Regions from separate parts of the Homo sapiens genome. Here all the other regions are linked to region 1. Evidence: read pairs that join two places in POLR2A ChIA-PET (ENCODE). Cell type or tissue: K562. All regions are shown on one strand.

Region 1 (5,000 bases):
TAGGCCCCTGGCTAGCAGGTATTAGAAGAGGGCTGGGAATCTTACTATTCAGTATGCAGACTTTTAAAAAATCTGCTCTTTGCCCACTCCACTATTTTCGGCCAATGGCCTACCCGGACCCATGCTGGGGGTCAGGCTCCTGAGTGCAGAGCCTCTACGGGGCATTTCTTTTCTTTTTTTTTTCTGAGGCGGAGTCTTGCTCTGTTGCCCAGGCTGGAGTGCAGTGGCGCCATCTCGGCTCACTGCAAGCTCCGCCTTCAGGGTTCACGCCATTCTCCTGCCTCAGCCTCCTGAGTAGCTGGGACTACAGGCGCCCGCCACCACGCCCGGCTAATTTTTTGTATTTTTAGTAGAGATGGTGTTTCACCACATTAGCCAGGATGGTCTCGATCTCCTGACCTTGTGATCCGCCCGCCTCGGCCTCCCAAAGTGCTGGGATTACAGGCGTGAGCCACCGCGCCCGGCCGGGCATTTCTCAATATAATGCCTCTGGTCTCCTGTAGGTGGTTAGGAGAGGTGGTCATCTGACTCTGTGGGGTTGGGAGGGGTTTGAAGAATCTAAACCCTCCTTTTATAGGCTCTCAATTGATCCCCTTGATTTCAGCTTCAGGCCTCATCCCCTGCTTTCTGTGGTACTAATGTCTCTAATTTCTGACCTTTCCGCAGATTCTTACAGGCAAACCAGCTCACTCTTAATCAAGGTCTCTCTCAGAAGAGGTTTTGGCATCCTTGATTCTGCTAAATCTATTACCACTCTCTTTGCCTTTCTTATCCCCTACTGTCTCCTTTGGGCTCCTTTAGTCCTTACACATCTTCACTTAAAATATGTATATATATATTTTGGCCAGGCGTGGTGGCTCATGCCTGTAATCCCAGCACTTTGGGAGGCCAAGGCAGGTAGATCGTTTGAGCTCAAGAGTTTGAGACCAGCCTGGCCAACATGGCGAAACCCCATCTCTACAAAATACACAAAAATTTGCTGGGCGTGGTGGTGTGTGCCTGTAATCCCAGCTACTCAGGAGGCTCAGACAGGAGAATCGCCTGAACCCAGGAGGTGGAGGTTGCAGTGAGCCGAAATTGCGCCGACTCTGTCTCAAAAAAAAAAAAGAAATCTTTTTATTGTCATTTTAAGAATTTATTTTCCCCATATTGCATTTCAGACAACTGTGACACAGATAGGTTATATAACTTGCCCTAGGTCACATAGCAAGTTAGTGGCAGAGCAAGGAAAACCCCTATCTTCAAACTCCCTTGTTAGATCCCTTTCCTGTGACATGACACCTACTAGGTACCCATGACAGACAAGTTTTAGGACACTAGGCTGAAAAACTAAAATTTGTTGCAAACTATAGGTTTTAAATCTTAATTTCGCTGATGGCGAAGAAACAACAAAACTCTAAATTCTTAAATCCAGTTACAACACTGTACCTTAAGGTTTAATTATAAACAGAAATATTATTAAGCAAAAATGGTTTGGGATATTCTTATTAAACTCTAAGTGCTTGAATTAAACTTAAAGAGATTTTGCCATGTTTTCATGAGATGTCTCTGTCCCTTTACCTTTTTACCAAATAATTTTAAATCACTAAGTCTTGTTTGTTTTTAATCTGAATATTGAAGATTAAGATATCTATAAAACAAATACATCAAAAATAGCAATGTTACAGCTTTGTTGCAATAGAAAATAGCAATGCTGCAAAAACCCTAAAGCTGTCAAATTATTATCTGTGTGATAAGATTTATGATGAGGTAAACTCAGCCAAGTAGGAGGAACTGATAAAAGAAAAGCCCAAGCCCTGGTTATTGACAAGCTCCTTTTGTTTAAAATGTTGTTAACTTTGAATTGGTAAACCAATGGTTAATATTTTCCTCTCTTTCTCTAAGACTAAAAGAATCTGCAAAAGCAGCAGAGCAGGCCTAGGAGATCACGTTACATTTGGGGGTGGGGGAAGAAGGCAGCTGGAGGGGAGTGTAGAGAGAAGGGCTAAAAGGGAAAGAAAACAAGTTGTCTAAACCTCCCCACAGTGTAAAACCCAGCAGGGATTAGGAGGTAGTGGAGGAGCCAGTGTTTATCCAAGTTATCTCTGGGGCAGTTGGAATTGGCTATAAAAGTATAGTCTCCTCCAGTATGAAGATCCTGTCAGCAGCCTAGAGCTGTACCCCATGACAGCAAAGTTCTTGGTAATTGTTACCAAGGCTGGAAACCCTAGAAATGAAATACTAAAGGGGAGTTAATGTTTATTTCTTCAAACCATTCAGTACCAATTTGTTTTGTTGTCAAGGTTTTCAACACACACAAAGGACAAATGGAACCAGAAGATTTCTTCCCTCTGCTTGTTAGAAATGACTGCTGTCCTTAGAGGAGCAATGGGATCTCTAAACGGAACTGCTCTTTTTCTTCCTTAAAGTGACAGATGTGGCATATTAATCCAGAACTACATATTAACTGAACAAGAGCAGCTACAGTTAACCTTGGAGAAACTGTTCACTAAGTGGCACTGTGGTGATGGCAGGAAAGGGCTCGCTCAGTGGCCATGCAGCCGCTTGAAAACAAAACAGCAAAGCAGAGTTTTGCTTCCAAAGGCAACCTGGTAAAAGCTGTCCTCCTTGTTTACCACCCCTCCTACGAGCTGGTGCCTAAGATCTGTATTCTTTACAGCAACACCAAAATCAAATTTAATGTCTAAGTTATTTTCATATTCCCTAAGTGTGGTGGTTAAATGTATGTGTCAGCTTGACTAGACCCCCAGGATGCCCAGATCTTAAACATTATTTCCAGGTGTGTCTGTGAGGGTGTTTCTAGAAGAGACTAGCATTTGAATTGGTGAACTGCCTAAGCAGATGGCCCTCCCCACTTTGGCTGGGCATCCTCCAGTCCGTTGAGGGCCTGATTAGAACAAAAAAACAGAAAAAGGAAGGTTGGATTTACCCTCCCTCTGCCTGCTTGAGCTGGGACATGGATCTTCTCCTGCCCTCAGCCCTCTGGGTTCTCAGACCTTCAGACTGGAATCCACATCACTGGCCCTCAGCTCTCAGGCCTTCAAACTACACCAGCAGCTTTCCTGGGTCTCCATCTGGCAGAGAGCAGACTGTGGGACTTCTTAAGCTCCATCATCTCATGAGCCAATACCTTATAATCAATCTCTTCAAAAGATACACTTTTAGGATATCTATTCCGATAGACAGACCCTATTGTTTCCTGTGTCTCTGGAGAGAACTGTAATACACTAGGCAATAATCAGTCGTATTTATAGTTATTTCACATGACAAATGTTCTGGTGTAATTCAACAGTAAAATTAACTCCTCAATAACACTTAGGCCAACAATTGCATATCAACTAGACTTTCTTTGATGAAAATGAACAGGAATCCCACACAGGACCCTGCAATCCCAACACTGGCTCTCGACATCTGTTTTTTCTCCTGCCTTCAATCCCTAAGTTTTAGGCCTTAACCCCTCAGTTGCAGATGGGACACATCACCCCAGAATAAAGACTCCATTTCCCAGTCTCTCTTGTGGCCAGGCACTACCACATGACTAAGTGATGGTATGTGGGCAAAAGTGCTGTGTAAGACTTCTGGGTCAGGTTCTTCAAAGCAACAGGCACGCACTCCCTCTCCTCTTTCTGGTGTCCACTGCCTGTGAGGGGCCATGGCAGCTGGCGTGGGCATTTTGGATCCTGAGGTAGAAGCTGTGCCTTACAGAGTAAGGGACAGGAGGTGTCTGACCCTGAGGAGCCATCGTGCCCCTCCAGGACCGCGACTGTCAGCCTGTTACAGAGAGAAGCATCTCGCTTGTTTGAATTGCTCCTATTTTGGGTCTGTAACAGCCATTTAGTCCTTATGGTAATAATGTTAAAAGGTCAGTTCTAACTCGCATTAACCTAAGAATTCCCCAAATCAATCTTTTGTTTTCTTTCTCCATTGAAAACTGTTAATAGAAGGAGAGGTGTTTGAAACAGTCCTGTAACCTTTAGAAAATTGAAGAGTGACCCAAATCATCCCCGTGAAACATGCAGCCCAGTGTCCAGCTCCTAAAAAACATTCAAATATTAAACATTATTATGATTACTATTAACTATCCCTTTTCCTTTCTATAAACTTGCACTGGTGTAAGGAAGATAAAAAGCTACATGTGCTATCATATACCTGATAAAGAACTTGGAAGGCCGGGCACGGTGGCTCACACCTGTAATCCCAGCACTTTGGGAGGCCGAGGTGGGAGGATCACGAGGTCAGTAGTTTGAGACCCGTCTGGCCAAGATGGTGAAATCCCGTCTCTACTAAAAATTCAAAAATTAGCTGGGTGTGGTGGTGCAAGCCTGTAGTCCCAGCTACTTGGGATGCTGAGGCAGAAGAATCGCTTGAACCCAGGAGGCAGAGGTTGTAGTGAGCTGAGATCGTGCCACTGTACTCCACCCTGGGTGACAGAGCGAGACTCCATCTCGAAAAAAAAAAGAACTTGTACCCACAATACAGAGAACTCTTACCACTCGATAATAAGACAGTGCACAAACTTAATAAAAAAAAATAGGCAAAAGATTTGAATTGACAGGTCACCAAAGATGAAATACAAATGGCTAATAAGCACATAAAAAGATGTTCAGTATCATTAGTCATTCAAGAAATGGAAACTAAAATCACGAGATGCTGCTTCACACCCATTCCAATAGCTATAATCAAAAGACAGACAACCCCTGGTACACTGGTGTGTGCCTATAGTCCCAGCTACTAGGGAGGAGCACTTGAGCCCAGGAGTTTGAGGCCAGCCTGAACAACACAGCAAGACCCTGTCTCTTAAAAAAAAAAAAAAAAAAAAAAAAGCAGGGGCGGGGATAGGTAGGCAGACAAAACCAACTATTGGCAAGGACATGGAAAAACTGGAACACTCACACATTGCTGGTGGGAATGTAAATGGTACAGTCACTTTAGGAAATAGTTTGGCAGTTTCTTAAAAAGTTAAACATAAACTTACTATAAGACAGCAATTTGACCGGTCG
Region 2 (5,000 bases), 84 kb after region 1:
ATTCTCTCTCTCTCCTCTCTGGGATCAGTAAGTAATAAAAATACTTCTGCTATTTCATGTGTCTTGCTGTGCTGCTCTGTGTCTCACCTGACCAATGCATTCAAACCTATTTTCCTGGGCAGGGCTAGAATCTATAGCCACTCTCAAGAGAGAGACCTTAGGACCAAATTAGAATTGACATTTGCAAAAGAGCCAGGAATACCAGGAGGTGGGGAATCACTGGGGGTCATCTTAGAGGCTACCTCCCCCAAGCACTATTAAAAGAATAAACTAGGCTGGGCGTGGTGGCTCACACCTGTAATCCCAGCACTTTGGGAGGCCAAGACGGGTGGATCACCTGAGGTCACGAGTTCAAGTCCAGCCTGGCTAACACGGCAAAACCCCATCTCTACTAACAATACAAAAATTAGCCGGGCATGGTGGCGCAAGCCTGTAATCCTGGCTACTTGGGAGGCTGAGGCAGGAGAATCACTTGAACCCAGGAGATGGAAGTTGCAGTGAGCCGATATCACGCCACTGCACTCTAGCCTGGGCAACAAGAGCGAAACTCTGTCTCCAAAAAACAAGAATCAACTTTAGTGTAAGATGTTAAAATAGCTGTATGACAAATGTTAAATCAAGATTTTAAAAAAACGGTGAAGCAAATTCAGTCCCATTGCTCATTAATAATAATTTTTTAGAAACAAAAAAATTTTGTACCAGTAACGCATTTTTTAAAGTTTTAAATATTTACAATGCAATTTATTTCATCTTCATTTTCATTTTATGAATGCTTTATAATATACGGTATTATACAGTATATATTATATAATATAAAGTATCTTAATAGCACATACTAATGTGCGTACATCTGATATACATATAAACATACATACGATACACACATATTTGTTTGCTCACAAAATTCTAATAAGGGTACATGACCTTTTTTAAAATGAAGACTGTTACTCTATATAATGGGAACCACCAGAGAGTTTTGAGCTACTGAACCCCAAACTTAGATTTGCACTTTAGAATAAAGGCTCTTTATTACCAAATTTACCAAATTACCAAGTTTACCAAATTACCAAAGTTACCAAAGCATTATTTGGTAGTGCCTAGCACAGAGAAAGCCCTCAATGGCAGCAACAGGTAGGGAATATGTGACGAAACCTGGAGTCTAGCTAAGATGGGTTATTTAAGCACGGCCCATCATCTGTAAATCTAGTAATGGCCTCCAGTTTTCCCAATGCACTTCAGGAGAGGTGGAAGTGCTTTTGTTGAAATGGGTCTCAACTTCTAGCCAATGGAGAAAAAGCTTTAAATGTAGTCATCATCAGTACATCTCAGAAGTATGTGGGTAAGGGCATTGACCTGGATTAATCACCGAAAAGCTACGTGTGCATCTCACGTGACTCACTGCTGAGCATAATCCCCAAAATGGCATCCACCACAGTTAGGGCACACAAGTGGCAAAAAGTACCAGTACTCCTCACAGACAGCCATCCTTTGAGTTCAGCCAAAACCAGGGGCAACCAGAGAACATACATGACTCGGTGGGCTGACGACTGAGCCTCGCACCACAACAAAGGACTAGGTCTGTGGAGCAAAAGGTCACAAGGCTAGGTTCCCTTCTCTTCCCAACTGCTCTGTAAAGGGCACCCAGGCCCTGTCTGAGAAGGTCTGGGCCAGGGACACCACAGCCACCATGGCACTGATCTGTTAAGGGGCAGGAAGCTGTGGCACTCACCAATCCCAACCAGCTCACTTTACCCCTTTTTCCAGGCCCTCATCCAATTTCCTTTTCAGTACGTTGTTCTTATCTTGCTCCTGTTTTTCTCTACACTAGGTTGGAAATGCTTGAGGACAGGTATGGTCTCACCCCTTCTGTACAACCCAAAGGTCTTGGTCAAAATCAGTCACTCTGGCATGGTAACTGGTATACCAGTGCGGTAACTGTTACTCCGGCATGGTAACTGGTATACCAGTGTGGTAACTGTTACTCCAGCATGGTAACTGGTATTATCAGTGCAGTAACTGTTACTCCGGCATGGTAACTGGTATACCAGTGCTGTAACTGTTACTCTGGCATGGTAACTGGTGCATCAGTGCGGTAACTGTTACTCTGGGATGGTAACTAGTATATCAGTGTGGTAACTGTTACTCTGGCATGGTAGCTGGTATACCAGTGCTATAATTGTTACTCTGGCATGGTAACTGGTGCATCAGTGCGGTAACTGTTACTCCGGCATGGTAACTGGTATATCAGTGTGGTAACTGTTACTCCGGCATGGTAGCTGGTATACCAGTGCTGTAACTGTTACTCTGGCATGGTAACTGGTGCATCAGTGCCGTAACTGTTACTCCGGCATGGTAACTGGTATTCCTGCTCCTCTCCCTCGACCATGGGTCTGCTGTGGCATTTGTGGGTGCCAGGCAGCACCATGACTAGCACTCACACATAACAATGCAGCCAGTCCCTTAGTCTAGGAACTCTGTACCTCAACACGGAGAAGTGGCAAACCTCCAGGACCCTTCTAGCCCTTTGACTAAAGGATATCCCAGGAGCAGGGATGTGGCTCCTTAGTCTATGTACCTGTGGCCATTCATTGCTATATAATAATCATTTGTGATCCTACTGTCTGAACATGGAGTCACTCGTGTTAGATGGCATTAAGCCCACCATGCAGCTGTTTACTCCTCACAGTGATAAGTGAAGGCCAGCTGCAGTGACTCACACCTGTAATTCCAATACTTTGTGAGGCCGAGGTAGGAGGATCCCTTGAGGCCACCAGGAGTTCAACAGAGTGAGACCCTTCTCTACAAAAAAAAAAAAAAAAAAAAAAATCTGGGTGTGGTGGTGCACACCTGTAGTCCTATCTACTCAAGAGACCGAGGTGGGAGGATCCCTTCAGCCTAGGAATTACAGGCTGAAGTGAGCGATGATCGTGCCACTGCAATTCAACCTGGGTGACAGAGCAAGACCTTGACTCAAAAGAAAAGCAAACAAAGAATGATAAGCACATGTGTACTAGCCTGGCAACTGAGATCATAGTAAAATTGTTTTTCTTCGAAGTGATAAACATACGTCTAATAGAATAAGGTGGTGAGATAATAACACCTGCTGTGGCATAGTACCACCACCGATGGAAAAATGGAGCCAAGAGCTGGCTGAGACCATGATACTGGGCAGACCTTTGGAGAATCATACACACAGCAAGGAGCTGATGATGTCTGGGGCGCCTTTGGAATCTTTGCCCATGAGAACTCTGAGGCCTCCTCCTAGCATGACAATTGCCGCCCAGCGGCTCTCCAGGAGAGGAACAGCCACTCCTCACTTACTAGCATCCAAGGGACTTCCAACCCACTTGAGGGTCCATCAGTGCTCTGACCTTCTGAGCCATCCCTGTGGTTCATTGTCCCCCTAATTACAGCCTTTAATAACCACATTGTGAATGTTTGATTGATTGTGTGTGTGTGAATCTCTCAATAAATGGCGAATCTGAGCATTGCTAATTGGCCACTGAATCACTGTGAAACATTCCCACTTCAGTGGAAGTTGGCATGCAGGGCAGTGACCTGATTAAAATAACATTTAATATTAACATAATATTAATTACATAATTCATTATTAATTTACTGGAAACTCCTCAGCAAGCCAATTTAAACAAAAAACTTTGATTCAATTAAAGGATCATAACTTAGCAACTCTTCTGATTCACTTTAACATTGTGACTACACATTTTTTATTGTTATTTTTTATTTTCTGTAGAGATGCGGTCTCCCTATGTTGGGGTCTCCCTATGTTGGAGGCTGGTCTCAAACTCCTGAGCTCAAGTAATCTTCTCACCTCAGCCTCCCAAAGTGCTGAAATTGCAGCGTGAGCCACTGCATCCAGTCATGATTATACATTATTACAAAGCAATGATGTGGACTTACCAGTACCCACAGAAGTCATACCATGGTTGGATCAACTTATAAAATCCATACAGTAATTATGAGTTCCTGATGTGGAAGCAATAGAACCCAAATGCACCCTGAAAAATGGTCTTAGGGCACCTACTTTTAATTAGGATAACTTTCATTTGAATAGGGGTTAAAGTATCATTGATCATGCTGATTGAATTTCAAATAGCTTTCTGAATCAATTTTCCTTGATTGAATAATTTACAAAAATGTATGTTGTTTTTATAATAAATAATAAAGCTTAAAAATTTTTTTTACATTTATATTTCCTGAAGGTTTTTCTCCATTGTAACCATATCTCAATTAAACTTTTTTAAAAAGCCTTCAAAAAAAAAAAATCAGGAAGGACTATGCATTTAGATTGACAATGATTGTGAATAAGACAGTGCTGAGGATGCTACGAACTAAACATCACATCATGTCTCACTCAAGGTAACACAGAGCTACAAAGGCAGCTTACCACTAACAAACAACATAAGCACTGCTTGCCTAAAAAGACACATATCGGGCCAGGCACAGTGTTTCACGCCTGTAATCCCAGCACTTTGGGAAGCTGAGGCAGGTGGATCACTTGAGGTCAGGAGTGCAAGACCAGCCTGGCCAACATAGTGAAACCACGTCTCTACTAAAAAAAATACAAAAATTAGCCGGGCATGGTGGCACGCGCCTGTAGCGGGTGGCTCCCCGCTACTCTGGAGGCTGAGACAGGAGAATTGTTTGAACGAGGGAGGTGGGGGTTGCCGTGAATCGAGATCGCACCACTGCACTCCAGCCTGGGCGACAGAGCAAGACCCTGTCTCAAAAGAAAAAGACACATAACACACAGAAGGATACATCTGAGGGAAAAAATGTTTTCTCCTTATATCCTCTAAACAATAAATTTGTTTTGAATGGGGAGGGAATAACTACAGTAAGTTCTCACTTAATGTCATTGATAGGTTCTTGGAAACTGGGGCTTTGAGCAAAATGACATATAACAAAACCAATTTTCCATGATTTGTCCATCAATCAGCAAGGTAATTGATATAAACAAGAGTTAAGTTCCACGAGGACAC
Region 3 (5,000 bases), 67 kb after region 1:
AGTTGAGAGGCTGAGATGGGACAATCACTTGAGCCTAAGAGGTTAGAGCTGCAGTGAGCTGTAACTGTGCCACTGCACTCCAGCCTGAGCAACAGAGTGAGACCCTGTTTCAGGAAAAAACAAAACAAGAAACCTAAACAATGACAGCGTGTCCTAGGGGAAGAAATGTGAAGCCTCCTATACCGGCTCCACCACTGAGACATGGTCTCCAGCCAGTTTCAGTAGAAAGATGCCTGGCTAGTATGAGGTTGGTGCAAAAGGAATCACAGTTTTTACACTGTTGGAATTTGTCATTTGATATTCGAGTACATTCTTAAATAAATGTGGTTATGTTATACATTATTTTAATGGGCATTTCTCACTTTACATTTTTTTGCTAATGACTTATTCCTTGCTGTTTATGTTTACTTTAGACTGTGAAAATGATGTTAGACAAAAAGCAAATTCGAGCAATTTTCTTATTCAAGGTCAAAATGGATTGTAAAGCACTGGAGACAACTCGCAACATCAACAACGCATTTGGCCAAGGAGCTGCTAATGAAACGTACAGTGCAGTGGTGGTTCAAGAAGTTTTACAAAGGAGACGAGAGCCTTGAAGATGAGGAGTGCAATGACCGGCCATCAGAAGTTGACAACGACCAGTTGGGAGATCAATCACAGAAGCTGATCCTCTTACAACCATAAAAGAAGTTGCTGAAAAACTCAATGTTGACCATTCTATGATCATTTGGCATTTGAAGCAAATTGGGAAGTTAAGCGGGTCCCACATCAGCAAAAATTTTTAAAAAATCATGTTTAAGTGTCGTCTTCTCTTCCTCTACGCAACAACAAACCATTTCTTGATCAGATTGTGATGTGCGACAAAAAGTGGATTTTATACGACAAACAGCAATGACCAGCTCAGTGTTCGGACCGAAAGAGGTTCCAAAGCACTTCCCAAAGCCAAACTAGCACCAAAAAAAGGTCATGGTCACAGCTTGGTGGTCTGCTGCCTGTGTGATCCACTACAGCCTTCTGAATCCCGGCGAAACCATCACATCTGAGAAGTATGCTCAGCAAATCGATGAGATGCACCGAAAACTGCAATGCCTGCAGCCGGCACTGGTCAACAGGAAGGGCCCAATTCTTCTCCATGACAACACCCAACTGCACATCTCACAACCAACGCTTCCAAAGTTGAATAAATTGGGGCCGGATGCGGTGGCTCACACCTGTAATCCCAGCACTTTGGGAGGCCGAGGTGGATGGATCACTTGAGGTCATGAGTTCAAGACCAGCCTGGCCAACATGGCAAAACCCCGTCTCTACTAAAAATATGAAAATTATCTGGGCTTGGTGGCGCACGCCTGTAATCTCAGCTACTTGGGAGGCTGAGGCAGGAGAATTGCTTGAACCCAGGAGGCGGAGGTTACAGTGAGTCGAGACTGCGCCACTGCATTCCAGCCTGAGCAACAGAGTGAGACTCCGTCTCTGGTGGCTCATGCCTGTAATCCCAGCACTTTGGGAGGCCAAGGCGGGTGGATCACCGGAGTCAGGAGTTCCGAGAGCAGCCTGGCCAACACGGTGAAACCCCATCTCTACTGAAATACAAAAATTAGCCAGACGTGGTAGTACACGCCTGTAATCCCAGCTACTCGGGAGGCTGAGGCAGGAAAATGGCTTGAACCCAGGAGGTGGAGGTTGCAGTGAGCCAAGATCGCACCACTGCACTCCAACTTGGGTGACAGAGCGAGACTCTGTCTCAAAAAAGAAAAAAAAAAAAAATCTTAGCCACTCTGCAAAACACAATAGAGATAATATATGTCAAGCACCCAGTCCGATACCTGGGTCAGAGTAAGTGCTTGATATAAGTTAGCAAATCATCTAAGTACTATTAACAACATCTCTTCAAGGAAGGGATTATTATAAGCCCCATTTTATAGCTAAGAGAACTGAGGAGAAAAGAAGGGACAGCACCTGGGTGTGCCCTGGAGGGGCCATTGCTTCCTCACTTTCTCAAAATCTTCATCAACTTTCTCGTCTTTCAGGTAAAATTTTGGTTTTCTTTCTTTTTATTTGAGACACACATAAAAAAAATGCCTGGCCGGGCGCAGTGGCTCATGCCTGTAATCCCAGCACTTTGGGAGGCCGAGGCGGGTAAATCACAAGGTCAGGAGATCGAGACTAGCCTGGCTAACACAGTGAAACCCCATCTCTATAACAAAATACAAAAAAAATTAGCCGGGCGTGGTGGTGGGTGCCTGTAGTCCCAGCTACTCGGGAGGCTGAGGCAGAAGAATCACTTGAACCCAGGAGGCGGAGGTTGCAGTGAGCTGAGATCGCACCACTACACTCCAGCCTGGGTGACAGAGCAAGACTCTGTCTCAAAAAAAAAAAAAAAAAAAAGGCCTGGAGTACAGTGGTTCAACCTTAGTTCACTGCAACCTCTGCTTCCCAGGCCCAAGCGGTCCTCCCACCTCAGCCTCCCTAGTAGCTGGGACTACAAGCATGCGCTACCATGCCCCAGCTAATTTTTGTATTTTTTACAGGGACCAGGTTTCATCGTGTTGCTCAGGCTGGTCTTGAACTCCTAGGCTCAAACAATCCTCCCACCTTGGCCTCCCAAAGGGCTGGGATTACAGACATGAGCCACTGTGGCTGGCCAATTTCAGTTTTCAATAGGAAAACAGGACTTAATGCTTCCCCCATCTGGCTTTCTCCTCCAGGAGTCAGAGGAGCTCTTCCCGAGTGGGCTGATGCTGCTGATCTTAGAGCCTATCTTAAAGTACCTCATTCTCACCAAGTTCTGAGAATATGAACACAGCCGGCCTCAGGTTCTTCACTTATAAAGCAAACTTCTAAAAGGGTCCCAAACTGCCTTCTCACAGACGGCTGGAAGGGAATTCTGCAGAATGGAATGTTCTGGGTCCCCCTTTCCATCGGCTCCCTGCTCTGGAGCACAGCTGTGTAGTGAAGATGACAGGCAGTGCCCTAAGGGGACTCCAGCTCTGCCCAGGAGGAGGGCTTGAAGGATTCCAAATGCCCAAATTCCAAACCATGAGCTCAAGGCAAAAAGGAGCTTTGTTTCCATTTTCTTTTAAAACACCCTCAGACATACATTCTCCAAAACCTTCTTATAGCCAAGTTAAAGAGGATACAGATCAGGCATCCCTATTAGAACACAGTCAACCAAGGCTGATGCTGCAAAGGCCAGTGTCAGGCTGACGCTGTGTTACAAGTTTCTTTTAGATATCTGAAGATACTCAGCAAGGAGCAACAACAGAAACATCCCCTTCCCCTCAACTCACACTAGCCCTAACTTCTCTTTTTTGGCAAAATGCTATCGAGCTGCCTTAAACACAGTGAGCAGAATCCCAAAAGTGAAGAGAAAATGTCAGAGTAAAACAGAGCTCAGTGGCTTGGAATATAGCAACGCCGAAAAATAGCTGAAAAAGGCACCAATTTTGCTGTATTTAGACTCAAAATGTTGTAAAAGTTAAGAATTAAGTGACCCACTGAATTAGCCAATTTGAAATCTAAAGATTGCTGCAACAGTGTGTGGGAAATCTGAACAAATGAAATGGCAACCTTTCATTTGACAAAAAAAAAAAAAATTAAAACTTCCATACAAATGCAGGAAGCCCAAGAGGCAGAGCTCTCTCCAGGAAAACCGAATGAGAAAGCTCTCTGCTAACCACGTCTGTCAAATGTCAAGGAGAAAAGGGAAATGAGAAAACAAAGCCTCCCAAAGTCAACTGCCTTTCTAAATCAGTATAAATACCACAGCATTTGGATTTGTTGATCTTTTCATTTAAAAACCTGTTCTTCTCTATGAGAAAAGTGGTTGCCCCTTTTCTCACAGACATGCTTCCTTTGAAATAATACTAAGTGGCTTACATAAGGGGCCATCTACTATGCTATCAAGTCATTTTTTTTTAATAAATGAGAAGTGTAATCAACTTTTCTCTGTGTTTTGACAAAAATTCATCTATGATATTACAGAGTGCTGCTGCTGCACACGGAAGCCCTTGAAGGACAGGCCCTGAGCTGTGTCCTCGTCCTCCTCGGCCACCAACCTCGCAGCTAGAACTGCCATCTGCAGATGGAAAGTCACAGCCCTGATCTCTGGAGGCCAGGAAGAGCGGCAGACTGCCAGGATTCCACCAACCCCTACAAACCCAGGAAAAGGAGCTTCAGGGCTGGTGGCAACGTCATTTGCTCAAGAAAACAGAGTTCTGGTTTTTCCAAGATGGAAAACAGAGGGGAATTGGTCAAAAGGGTCTCCTAACTCATACATTATTACAGCCTTATGAATGAACAGGAACACCATGTGAGGGGGCACGTCTTGCTGAACTCAAAGGAAATACGTCCTACCAGGCAATTATTCTGATCATTATAGTTGATTCTTTCCAGAGACCACGAACATGCAGATAGTGATGAGTGAGCAACACATATGCAGAAAGCACTGAGGGGACAGAGTACACAGAGACTGTTCTGTCAATGCTACTACTGAAGCAGGTCGACAAGCAAAGCCTCACCTTCTGCACAAGGAGGAACTACAGGGAACCACCCTACTCTGTGAATGTCACCCCCATTTCTAGTCGCCAGACTCACAGTCATGGAATCATTTTTACCTCTCTCCCCTCTGACCAATCCCACATCCAAGATGCCTACTGGTGTCCTCTGCCTTTCTTCAGGCTCTTCTCATGTCCTACTTAAGGGTACTCCTTTCCACTCCCAACCTAAATTCAGATTACAGAATAATTTTCTTAAATCATAGCTCTGATATTTTAACAAATTCCTTCAACAACTATTTATTGAAGATCTACCATGTGCCAAGTACTGTTCTAGGCGCTCAGGACACTTTTGTGGAGCTTTCATGGTGCTAATATCTTACTGGGTATGTATAATGCCCAATGTCCACCAAATATCTCCAAAATCTTTGGCTTGGTACTCAAGGTCATCTTTGAGGAAGCCCAAACATGCTTTCCTGCCTTACTCCACGTACTCCTCTGACTATC

The links. ChIA-PET counts read pairs that join two places held together with the same protein. Peaks named below come from ENCODE experiments on the same cell type or tissue, not always from the same donor. Only the 100,000 strongest peaks of a DNase experiment are listed, where the experiment ranks them.
Region 2: POLR2A ChIA-PET joins it to region 1 with 5 read pairs; 3 of 35 experiments call an interaction of 5 or more read pairs at or near these places.
Region 3: POLR2A ChIA-PET joins it to region 1 with 5 read pairs; 4 of 35 experiments call an interaction of 5 or more read pairs at or near these places.

Annotation. Positions count from the first base shown.
Region 1 is chr9:130,822,263-130,827,262 of GRCh38, reverse strand. It overlaps a transcript of ABL1 not described here. Among named protein-coding and RNA genes, the nearest start is that of ABL1, 10 kb to the left of the region's middle. In K562, no CTCF peak of the experiment used is centred here; DNase peaks (open chromatin) are centred at 1,992, 2,372, 2,532, 3,572 and 4 weaker places.
Region 2 is chr9:130,738,646-130,743,645 of GRCh38, reverse strand. It overlaps a transcript of ABL1 not described here. Among named protein-coding and RNA genes, the nearest start is that of EXOSC2, 47 kb to the right of the region's middle. In K562, no CTCF peak of the experiment used is centred here; DNase peaks (open chromatin) are centred at 1,205, 1,415, 2,525, 3,075 and 3 weaker places.
Region 3 is chr9:130,754,922-130,759,921 of GRCh38, reverse strand. It overlaps a transcript of ABL1 not described here. Among named protein-coding and RNA genes, the nearest start is that of EXOSC2, 64 kb to the right of the region's middle. RefSeq lists a silencer at 1-81. In K562, no CTCF peak of the experiment used is centred here; no DNase peak of the experiment used is centred here.